Linked DNA regions of Homo sapiens: region 1 is linked to region 2. A link is a loop called in an ENCODE intact Hi-C map of the cell type or tissue named here. Cell type or tissue: dorsolateral prefrontal cortex. All regions are shown on one strand. Each heading gives the region's core, and the rest is flanking DNA. Links, peaks and the distances in the headings are about the cores only. Region 1 overlaps LINC00929 (long intergenic non-protein coding RNA 929). Region 2 overlaps LINC02346 (long intergenic non-protein coding RNA 2346).

Evidence for each region. Peaks named below come from ENCODE experiments on the same cell type or tissue, not always from the same donor. Only the 100,000 strongest peaks of a DNase experiment are listed, where the experiment ranks them.
Region 1: a loop joins it to region 2, with 2.0 times the contacts of the local background. A loop is called at or near these places in 2 of 110 quality-filtered maps.

The regions. Positions count from the first base shown.
Region 1 is chr15:26,122,861-26,128,241 of GRCh38, reverse strand. LINC00929 (long intergenic non-protein coding RNA 929) reads right to left here. Exons shown (of 6, transcript NR_038852.1): 3 at 2,929-3,033. The region is part of intron 3 of LOC105370739 (a long non-coding RNA gene); the gene reads left to right. Among named protein-coding and RNA genes, the nearest start is that of LINC00929, 9.7 kb to the right of the region's middle. RefSeq lists an enhancer at 1,408-2,100. In dorsolateral prefrontal cortex, for the core only: a CTCF peak has its summit at 1,998; a DNase peak (open chromatin) is centred at 2,021; H3K27ac peaks cover 478 bases.
Region 2 is chr15:26,034,859-26,040,239 of GRCh38, reverse strand. All of the region lies in intron 2 of LINC02346 (long intergenic non-protein coding RNA 2346), which reads right to left. Among named protein-coding and RNA genes, the nearest start is that of TRE-TTC2-2, 45 kb to the left of the region's middle. In dorsolateral prefrontal cortex, for the core only: a CTCF peak has its summit at 2,657; no DNase peak of the experiment used is centred there.

The DNA.
Region 1 (5,381 bases), core at 64-5,063, 88 kb before region 2:
AGTTGGAAGATCCACAGTTTCCAAACAGTCAAGGAAGCTGAGCTGATTCAGCACCTAAAGGACTAACGATCCTCCTATAGTGGAATTTATAGGGTCAAGAGATCTTGAACTCTGAACTGAACATGAAAACTCGAGAGGACTTGTGAGCTATCTTCCTTGGGATATATATGGGAACAAAGGGGTATTTGGCAGCCATAAAAATGGGTTGCAACAGTGATGGAATTTTCACCAAACGTTTTCCATGTACCCCTAGACTGCACTGTGAGTCCCTGCAGGGAGGTTATCCATTGGATGTCATTTCTCAGGCTAAGGTAGAAGAGTGGCTGTGAGCTCCCATGCCTGGCCCTCCCTCTTGGTGTAGAGTGGGGAAGCCATGTCAACATGGCCTGTGTGCGCAATCCATCAAAGCCCCCAGGATTGGCTGGGGCACAGCAGGCAGGGCAGCTGCCTTGGGGAATTGCCCAATCTACAGTGGAATTTATGTGAATAATGAATAAAGTGCACATGGAGGCTAGAGATTGTGGATTTGACTGTCACTCAGCCTTACCTCTCCAATACACAATTCTATTTTTATTGTGTTAGAGGCTACTCTTAAAATGGAAACATGCACACAGTTCATACAACAAAGTATAAAGTTAGCCATTGTCTCCACCCTCCTCCCAATAAAATAAAAAAGTGGTTTTGAATTCCAAGCTCTGATCGCCACTTACCCTCACAAGCTTACGTGTTATTGTCACTTAGCATTTTTGTTTCATCTTTATTTATGACCTCAATATTGGTCATTTTTATCATTACTAATATTCTTTAAGACAAATGTCTTTTTTTCAGATTTACCTATAAATTTAGCAAATTTTGCTCCCTTCTTGTTGTAGTACCTGCCTTTGATTTGGGTTTTATTTCCTCCACTGAAGTAAATAGTTTAACCCTTATTTCAAAAAAAAAAAAAAAAAGGAAGGTAAACTTTCTAAATTTTTTGTTTTTTGAAATATTTTTATTTTACCTCCTCCTCTGAAAAAAAAAAAAAAGTTCAAGTATGTATAGAATTCTAGGTGTCAGCAATTTTCTCTCAGTGTTTTAAATATATTATTTCACTGAATTCTGTTCTCCATACCAGGGGTCAGCAAACATTTTCTGAAACAGAGGGCTTGTTTAAGAATCAACCACATGCAGACCATGTGGTTTCCATCACAGGTACTCAACAATGCTATTGAAGAGTGGAGGTGGCCATAAAGACATGTGCATAAGTGGGCGTATCTGTGCCAATAAAACTGTATTTGCACAGGCAGCCATCCAGACCATGGGTTGTAGTTTGCTGATCCCAGCTCTACAGTTCAAGTTGAGAAGCCTGCTGTGAGTCTAATTGTTTCTTCTATTTTAAAGTAACCTGCTTTAGGTTCGGTTCTTTGTCTTTGGTGATCGATACCTTGGTGCGTTTTAGTTTACAAATGAGTCCTTCTCAGTACTAGTACTTCCTGAATAAGGAACAATATCTTTAATGAATTCTGGAAGAAGGATAACTCTCACTTCTTCAAACATTATCATCCTCTCTTTTTACTTTCACCTCTGGAACTCATATTAAATGTATATCAAAACTTCTCTCCCAACCAGTATGGTGCTCCTGTTCTGCTTCCTAATTTTTTTGTGTTTTTGGTAGAGACAGGGTTTCACCGCGTTAGCCAGGATTGTCTCTATCTCCTGACCTCGTGATCTGCCCGCCTTGGCCTCCCAAAGCGCTGGGATTACAGGCGTGAGCCACCACACCCCGCCCATCCTCTGACTCTTAGTCATCATTTGCTCTTAACCTTACTGAGCCCCAGTTGCCTCATTTATGAATCAAAATAATAATTCCCATGCTTATCACTCAGTTCAGTTGCAGGGGAAGAAAAGTTATTTTAATTATCTAAAGCAGAAAGGAATTTCATACAGAGAACTGGGTGCTCACAGAATTGTTGGCAGAGTCAGAGTGGATGGCTCCCGTCTTTGCCTCTGGGACTGATGCCCAGAACTGGGGAAACAGCCCCGTGGGGGAGCTGCTGCCTTCGGGAAGAACGGTGTTAGCTGTGCAGCAGGATCAGGAAGCCCTGCACTAAAATGCAGCTGTGCTGCACCTGCCGGTCCACATAAGCAAAATCAAACCCTGATGGATGCCCCAGCCCTGCCACTCGGCCTCCCCAAGTGACTGGGTGCTGTTGGTGATAGATCCATGAGGCCATGCTTACCAGCAGGTCAACCAGAAAGGCAGCCCCCACGTCATCCCTGCCCTCCGGATCCGCATCAGGGCTGCTTGTTGCAATCATAGATCACATTCAGGGCCCTCTGCAGTGTGGCGTAGAAAAGCAGGTTCCAGCTTGCCAGCGCCTGCAAGCAGGATGCAGAGCCAGCCAGTTCATGGTATCCTCCACAGATCTCAAAGGCCAGGCCCGGAATCAACGAAACAACCTGCACAACGTGCTTGGCACCGGGCTTGGCGTGTAGCAATTGCCCTCATGTCTTCCAGTGTCTTGTGTGCTTCAAGACCATCCGTTGCCCAGTACGGCAGAACTTGTGCCATCTCAGGGGTTCCTGAAGCTTCAGCACATGGGGCTCACTCACACTTGCAAACATCAGTTTCACCAAAATCTGATTGTTTTTCTAAAAACAACGTGGAGGTGGTGATTTAGAGATTAAACCCATGGTTCTCCTCCATGGGGCAGCATTACTCGGTCCATCAGACACAAAGATGAACTCAGCAACTATACAGCCACAATGTCAACCCTAAGAATCACCATTGTGTCTAACAGGGGGAAGCATGGCTGTGCCAGCACAGTGGCCTGCATACAGTGAAGAGGGCAGCAATGCCGCTCCTGTGTGACTGGCACACACCCCCTCAAAGCCCACAGTGTTCCCCCGTGCACTCGCCCAGCCAGAGAACTTGGTTAGACTCCTCACCTGGAGTCGTTTCTCCCTCCTGTTGTGTACGAAATGTTGCCCCAAGTACCTCAGTCTGCTAACAACCTATTCTTCATCCTGTTTAATGTGGAATTCTGCAGAAGGCTGGGGGAAAAAGATATAAGCACTCTTGTTTAAGGTATTTGATACAAAAGAAGTGAACTAAACTAAAACGATATAAAACTTAAAATACAATAAAACTTCTCCAGACAACCTTCTCCTGACACTGTGAAGGATATTAACAAATTATTATTAAGTAGGCTACTCAGGCGATTATGCATCCGAGTGTTTTAATGTAGGGGGATGTTAAGTGGACACGAGGGACCAGAAGTGGAAAAGGCTTCTCGACGACACATGACTTGGGGCACTGCCTGTCTCCTCTGCGAGCCACACCAAGGCTCCCTGAGTCGGAGTTGTCACGGGGAGTCCTCTGGTTCCATACTGCGGTGTTCATCTCACTTAATCCCCACAGTGACTCTCAAGGCAGGCCCGAGCTGCTGGCTGACACCTTGATTTGTTGCTGGAGAGAGCTGGAAGTCTGGACATTTTAAGGTGGATCTTATCTGCTGAGGGGCTAATAGCATACATGAGAAGTCTAGTCCCAGAAATCAATTTTATCCCTATTCAAATACTGAATTGATTACAAAAAAAATGATAAAGATATTCCAGCACTTTCAGAGGCTGAGATGGGTATATCACTTGAGGTCAGGAGTCCCAGACCAGCCTGGCCAACATGGTGAAACCTCGACTCTACTAAAAATATAAAAATTATCCATTCGTGGTGGCCGGTGCCTGTAGTCTCAGCTACTCAGGAAGCTGAGGCAGGAGAATCGCTTGAACCTGGGAGGTGGAGGTTGCAGTGAGCCAAGATCGCACCACTGCACTCCAGTCTGGGTGACAGAGCAAGGCTCTGTCTCAAAAAAACCAAAAAGATAAAAATAAGGTACAAACATATGCTTTGCAAAGATCTATAAAAGTCTTCTGGGCCGGGCGTGGTGGCTCATGCCTGTAATCCCAGCACTTTGGGAGGCCGAGGTGGGCGGATCATGAGGTCAGGAGATCGAGACCATCCTGGCGAACACGGTGAAACCCCGTCTCTACTAAAAATACAAAAATTAGCCGGGCGTGGTGGTGGGTGACTGTAGTCCCAGCTACTCGGGAGGCTGAGGCAGGAGAATGGCGTGAACTCGGGAAGCGGAGCTTGCAGTGAGCCGAGATTGCGCCACTGCACTCCAGCCTGGGCGACAGAGCAAGACTCCGTCTCAAAAAAATAAATAAATAAATAAAATTTTAAAAAGCCTTCTGGACAAATATTCAAGATATTAACATCACAGTCTTTTTATTTTTGAGACAGAGTTTCGTTCTTGCTGCCCAGGCTGGAGTGCAGTAGCGCAATCTCAGCTCACTGCAACCTCCGACTCCTGGGTTCAAGCGATTCTCCTGTCTAAGCCTGCCAAGTAGCTGGGATTACAGGCATGCACCACCATGCCTGGCTAATTTTGTATTTCTTTTCTTTTTTTTCTTTTTTCTTTTTTCTTTTTTTTTTTTTTTTTTTTTTTGAGTCGGAGTCTCGCTCTGTAGCCCAGGCAGGAGTGCAGTGGCGCGATCTCGGCTCACTGCAAGCTCCGCCTCCCACGGGGTTTCTCCACGTTGGTCAGGCTGGTCTCAAACTCCCGACCTCAGGCGATCCACCCACCTCGGCCTCTCAAAGTGTTGGGATTACAGGCATGAGCCACTGCGCGTGGCCAGTGTCACAGTTTTTTAAGGAGTTAGGAGTTTCTGCCCACACGAATCTGGCTGTAGCCTCTTATAACAAACCTGGTGAAACCAGACTCAAGATTACGTCTTCTCGTTCTGGTAAATCTCCTGAATTCAGCCTCCATTCAAAACCAGGATCATCATTGCAAATTTTCTTTGCCAGCAGGAAGTTTTCCCGTCTCCAAAATCAGAGAACCAATGGCAAATGCCAGGCTACTCCGTGCTTCCATCAGCTTCCCGTAAAATTTTTAAATCGGAACACATTTGCATCTTTGCTGAGCTTCCTTTCAGCGTGTCCACTGACTCTGCCATTAGTATTGGAGGCCTCACTTGTTATGGTTATAAGGCTTCTACCAGTGGCAGTGCACACGAAGCTCTGCTGAGTGAAGGACCAGCTGCTTCACAAGTCCTGTTGGATGTGTGGTGCAGTAGGCCGGCGGAGACATATAACTTGCCTAAAGTTTTCAGCATAAGTGTCACTGTGACCTTGACTTCAATTCTAACTAAAAATCTATCTTATTTTTGCCTCACTGTGAAAACTCTCTAATGATAATAATAATAGACTCGTTGAACACATGCAAGTTTCAGACATGAATAGACATGTATCCAAAGATATACAGTTGGCCAATAAGCACATAAAAATGCACTCAACGTCACTTATCACTAATGCAATGCAAATGAAAACCACCATGAGG
Region 2 (5,381 bases), core at 273-5,272:
AAACAATTGAATTCATGGGCATAGAGAATAGAAGGATGTTTACCAGAGTCTGGGAAGGGGAGTGAGGGTTGGTGGGGAGGTAGGGATGGTTAATGGGTACAAAAAATAGAAAGTATAAATAATGTCTAGTATTTGACAGCACAACAGGGTGACTGCAGTCATTAATAATTTAATTGTTCATTTTGAAATAACTATAAGAGTATATAATTGGATTGTTTGCAACACAAGAGATAAATGCTTGAGGAGATAGACACACCATTTCTCATGATGTGATTATTATGCATTGCATGCCTGTATCAGAATATTTCATGTACCCCATAAATATTCACCTACTATGTGCCCACAAAAATTAAAAATTAAAAAAAATTTATAATTTTTTTTTTAAAAAGCAAAATAAAGGCTTTCTTTGAACAGGCATGTTCCCCCTGCAAGGAGACTCCTGCAGAAGGAGGGAAACTGACCTCATCATTACCACAATTAACCTGCTGCCATCCCTGTACTGGCTTCCCATTAAGACGCTCTCATGAAGCTCACACACCCTGTGAGATGAAAAGGTGTTGCTCACAGGCGAGGAAAGCAAGATGTGGAGAAGTTTTAATAACTTTCTGGCCAGGCACAGTGGCTCACACCTGTAATCCCAGCACTTTGGGAAGCTGAGGCAGGCGGATCACTTGAGACCAGGAGTTCGAGATCAGCCCAGGCAACATGGGGAAACCCTGTATCTACTAAAAATACAAAAATTAGCTGGGTGTGGAAGCAACACACCTGTATTCCCAGCTACTCTGGAGGCTGAAACCTGGGAGGCGGAGGTTGCAGTGAGCTGAGATTGAGCCACCGCACTCCAGCCTGGACTACAGAGCGAAAATTCGTTTTAAAAAAAAAACAAAAAAAACCCCACCTTCATATAAGACCCTTTAGGAGTTTTACAGGAGACAGTGGAATAAACAAGGGGCAGAATGACAGAGGTCAGGGCACATCCCAGCCGCAGCCCAGGGACCGAAGGGAAAAGTAGTTGAAAATGTGATACTAGCTATTGAAAATGCTTTAAATCTGCTTCATTAATTGTAAGGCATACAGAGATTTATTTGTTTCAATGCAGCATAAAAATACCATGTTTCTCCTAAAGATGTCCAAGGAATCAGGATCCCTCCTAACCCTGACTCAAGTCTAGGGGAGCTGGGTTTTAAGCGGCCGACTGCCTCAGCCTTGTGGGCCTGGCAGGAGGATTCTTCCTCACCACAGGCCTCCTGTCCGCAAATCCTGCTCTCTGGGTCTGTTTGCAAATGCCTCTCCGCTGCAGATGCCTCTTCCTTCTTCCCATGTGAGGCCAGGCACATCCCCTCTCCCTGGCAGGCAGATGGCAGAGGTGGGAAGTGAGTGCAGGAAGCCTGATTGCAGTTGGTTACAGGGGCGGGAAAGTGGCCCAGCAAAGCCTGAGGGAGGCCTTTTGATTCCAAAGATAGGGCAGCAACTGCCTCTTCCATGAGCTCATCATTGCTCTTCTTGCACACGTGTGTTTTGAAGAGAGAGGGAAAGAGGTGTGAACCACAAACACAGGGCGACTAAGATGCACCTTATGGTTCCAGGCATGTGCTTGAGGTGCGTGTAACTTTGTCTCTTGGTTCAGCTTCCTGTATTATTTTTCCAGCTCTTGTTGAAAGTCCATAAAGTTAAGTTCTGTTGATCCAGAAGTATAAATGACTAAAAAGAAATATAACAGATCTGATGGCAAAGAAGGAAGGGATTTCTCTGAAATGGGCAGTTTGGGCCAGGGATGGCGGCTTATGTCTGCAATCCCAGCACTTTGGGAGGCCAAAGCAGGAGGATAGCATAAGGCTTGGAGTGGGCAACACAGCAAGACCACATCTCTACAAAAACAATTAACCAGGCGAAGTGGCGCACACCTGTAGTCCCAGCTATGTGGGAGGCTGAGGCAGGAGAATCACTTGAACCCAGGAGATGGAGGTTGCAGTGAGCCAAGATCACGCCACTGCACTCCAGAGTGGGTGACAGAGCAAGACTTTGACTCAAAATAAATAAATAAATAAATTTAAAATAAAAATAGGCAGTCTGGTTTCTGAACAATATGGCCACATTGCCTCATAATGTTCTAACTTGCTTTTATTATGAAAATTGTGTGTATTTCTGAAGGATATTTGATGCTCTCTTTTGTAAATATTTTTTGGAAGCATTTTACATATGTTTATTTAATTTTATAAGGGTACAGACACATACTTAGTATTTCTTATTAAGTATATAATATGTGTCCATAACACCTTGGTATTTCTGAATAATTTAGAGAAAATAGACTTTCCCCCTTGAAAAGAATTTCTGCTTATAAAAATAGAGTTGCATTCAATTATTTTTATCAACATTAGTAATAATATTGGTTACTCATTCAAGTGGTGTGAATGTTTCAAATCAATTTCAGTCTGACCAATGTTTGCTTACAAAGCAGCCACAAGAACACCCTTGTTAACAGTAACTCAGAAAAGAAACTGACCAGCTCAGAGAAAGAAGCTGCTTAATCACTGCTCAGTCACAGACGCATTTAAGAAGTTCTGTCTATTCTGTGGTCAATATTGAGCAGGATTCCTGAATTGTAGCAATAAAGAAAAAACTCATTTTCCAAATAAATGTGTAATGTCCTAGAAACTGGAATTCTACACCCCCCTGCTGGATTTTCTGGTTTATGAGATTATTTTTAACAACATGGAAGAAAAACTGAGACATTGTATGGATTGGAAAGGCTGTCAGTTGTTCTAATAGGGTCATCTGCTCTCCAACTCAGGCTGCCACAAATGAGTATGAGGATTTATCATGGAACTAGCATTTGGAAGGCAATAGAATGAAACATGCAATTTAAAGCATTTTTGCCCTGAGACTAGGCACTAACATGATTTTTAGGAAGTGACTATTTTCTCCCAAAACATGACTTGTCCTTCCATTTTTTTAAGTGGTGGCTTTGCATAAGCAGAAATTTTTAATTGTGATCATGTTCAATTTATCATCTATTTAAATGGTTAATGCATTTTGTGTCATGTCTTAGAAATCTTTCCCAAGCATATGCAGATATTTTATATTTTCCTTAAGACTTTATAGTTTTATCTTTATTTATAAACATAATGCATCTTATATCACATATATATGTATATGTGTGTGTGTATATATATATATATATATATACACACATACACACACATCCAAATGTTCTAGCATCATTTATAGAAAAGAAGCTCTTTTCCTCATTGAATTGCTTTCATAGCTTTGTTGCAAATCAATTGGCCATTTATGTGTGGATCTATTTATGGGCTCTCTGTCTTGTTCCATGGATATATATGTCTACTGTTATGTAAATACTGCTTGGGTTTCTAATCCATCATGACAAATCATGCATGGATGTTAAACATTTGCTAAAATGTTGGCTTTTCTGTCCTAACCGTCATCCTGTTGCAAGTTTGCTCTTCATTTCACTTTGTCCCCAGGGATAAAAGCATTCCTGGGTCTGTTTTCACCTGGAAAAATCGTATACCTTTCTAGAAATTAATTAGCTTAGATTTCTTTATGTCCTCAGCTCTCTGGTGTGCTTAAAACAACCACCACCACCATGATACTACAACTTATCAGAGTTTTTCCTCTGCGACAGCGTGAAGGCAATGTTTCCTGCAATTTTCCACCTCTGGACTGAAGGCAGAAGTCCATGCAGGAAATTATATTTGAGAGGTGCAATTCCCGTAAGTAGTCAGGCTGCTCCAGATGGTGGTAGAGGGAAGCAAATAGAGCTTGGTGGTGGTGCATTCTGAGCATTAGGTTTTTCCAGATAACCCAAAGAATATGCTCTTATTTCATCTCCCTCTGGAAGCACAATGGTAGACACGCGCTTACTAGACATTGGAAATCAGCCTGGGAGCAATTTTTCTCATCTACAGTTGACCTTTGAGCAACATGGTTTTGGACTGAGAGAGTCCATTCATACTTAATAAGTCCTTCCTGCCTCCCTTTCTACCTCCTCCACCTTTCGCCTCTGCCACCCTTGAGGCAGCAAGGCCAAGCCCTCATCTTCTTCCTCCTCAGCCTACTCAATGTGAAGATCATGAGGATGAAAACTTCTATGAAGATCCACTTCCATGTAATGAATAGGAAATACATTTTCTCTTATGATTTTCTTAATAACATTTTCTCTTACTTTATTGTAAGAATTTAGTACATAATACATATAACATATAAAAGATGTGGTAATCAACTGTTTATGTGATTGATAAGGCTTTCTGTCAACATTAGGCTATCAGTGGTTAGTTTTTTGGAGTGTCAAAAGTTTCCTGTGGATTTCTGACTATTATGGGTTCGGCACCTTTAACCCATGCATTGTTCAAGGGTCAACTATACAATATTGGGCCAGAATTCAAAGCACATTAAATGGAACTAAGAGCAATCTGCATTTTCTAATTAGAAAGCAATATTCTCATTTGCATTTACAGAAAGACAAAGCAATGCAAAGCAAAAGCCAGATAGCATCATAGTCTTCTCCATGCTGTGCCCCTCCCAAGAGCGGGGGCACAGGCACATCGGGAGTCCCACTTCACCAGACACATACAGAGAAAGTTCCAGATGGCATGAAAACAAGAGAAAAGGAGCCTTGCTCCTCGAATGGCCACATGGAACCAAGAGCTTCTTTAGTCAGCCCTCCGTGTCTGGAGGTTCCATATCTGTGAATTCAACTAACCTTGGATTGAAAATATTAAACAAAAATGCACCTGTACTAAACATATACAAGATCTTTTTCTTGTCATTATTCCCTAAACAATACAGCATAACAACTATTTACATGGCATTTACTTTGCATTAGGTGGTATATATAATCTATAGATGATTTAAAGTATACGGGGAGGGGGCGTACCTTGGTTATATGCAAACGCTACTTCATTTTGTACCACGGAATTGAGCATCCCTGGATTTTGGTATTTGAGGGAGGTCCTCGGACTAATCCTCCAAAGATACTTAGTGACAACTGTTTATATTTCCTGGTTTCTACGTGAGAAAAAAACAGACTTCTTTGTACTTAAGGTATGAAATGTTATTCTCTTTCTTGCAGCCACTTAGCCTTGCCCCTGACTAATGCCATAGTTCGCCCAGTGGTTTGAAGCCTATTTCTGTAATGATCTACTGCAGAGATGGGGACCAGGAAAATAGACAACCACGGAGCTCTGTACAGATCATCATATTAACTCCTACAACTCATCGTATTAATTCCTCAAAGGGCACTTAATTAGAAGTCCTAGGTGATGACACCTGGGAGCACCTTTGCTTGTTTTGAAAACAGATGGAAAGTGATAAGGGTATAGAAAGGAGAGAAATGATGAACAAGGGAAGCAAGTGGGAAT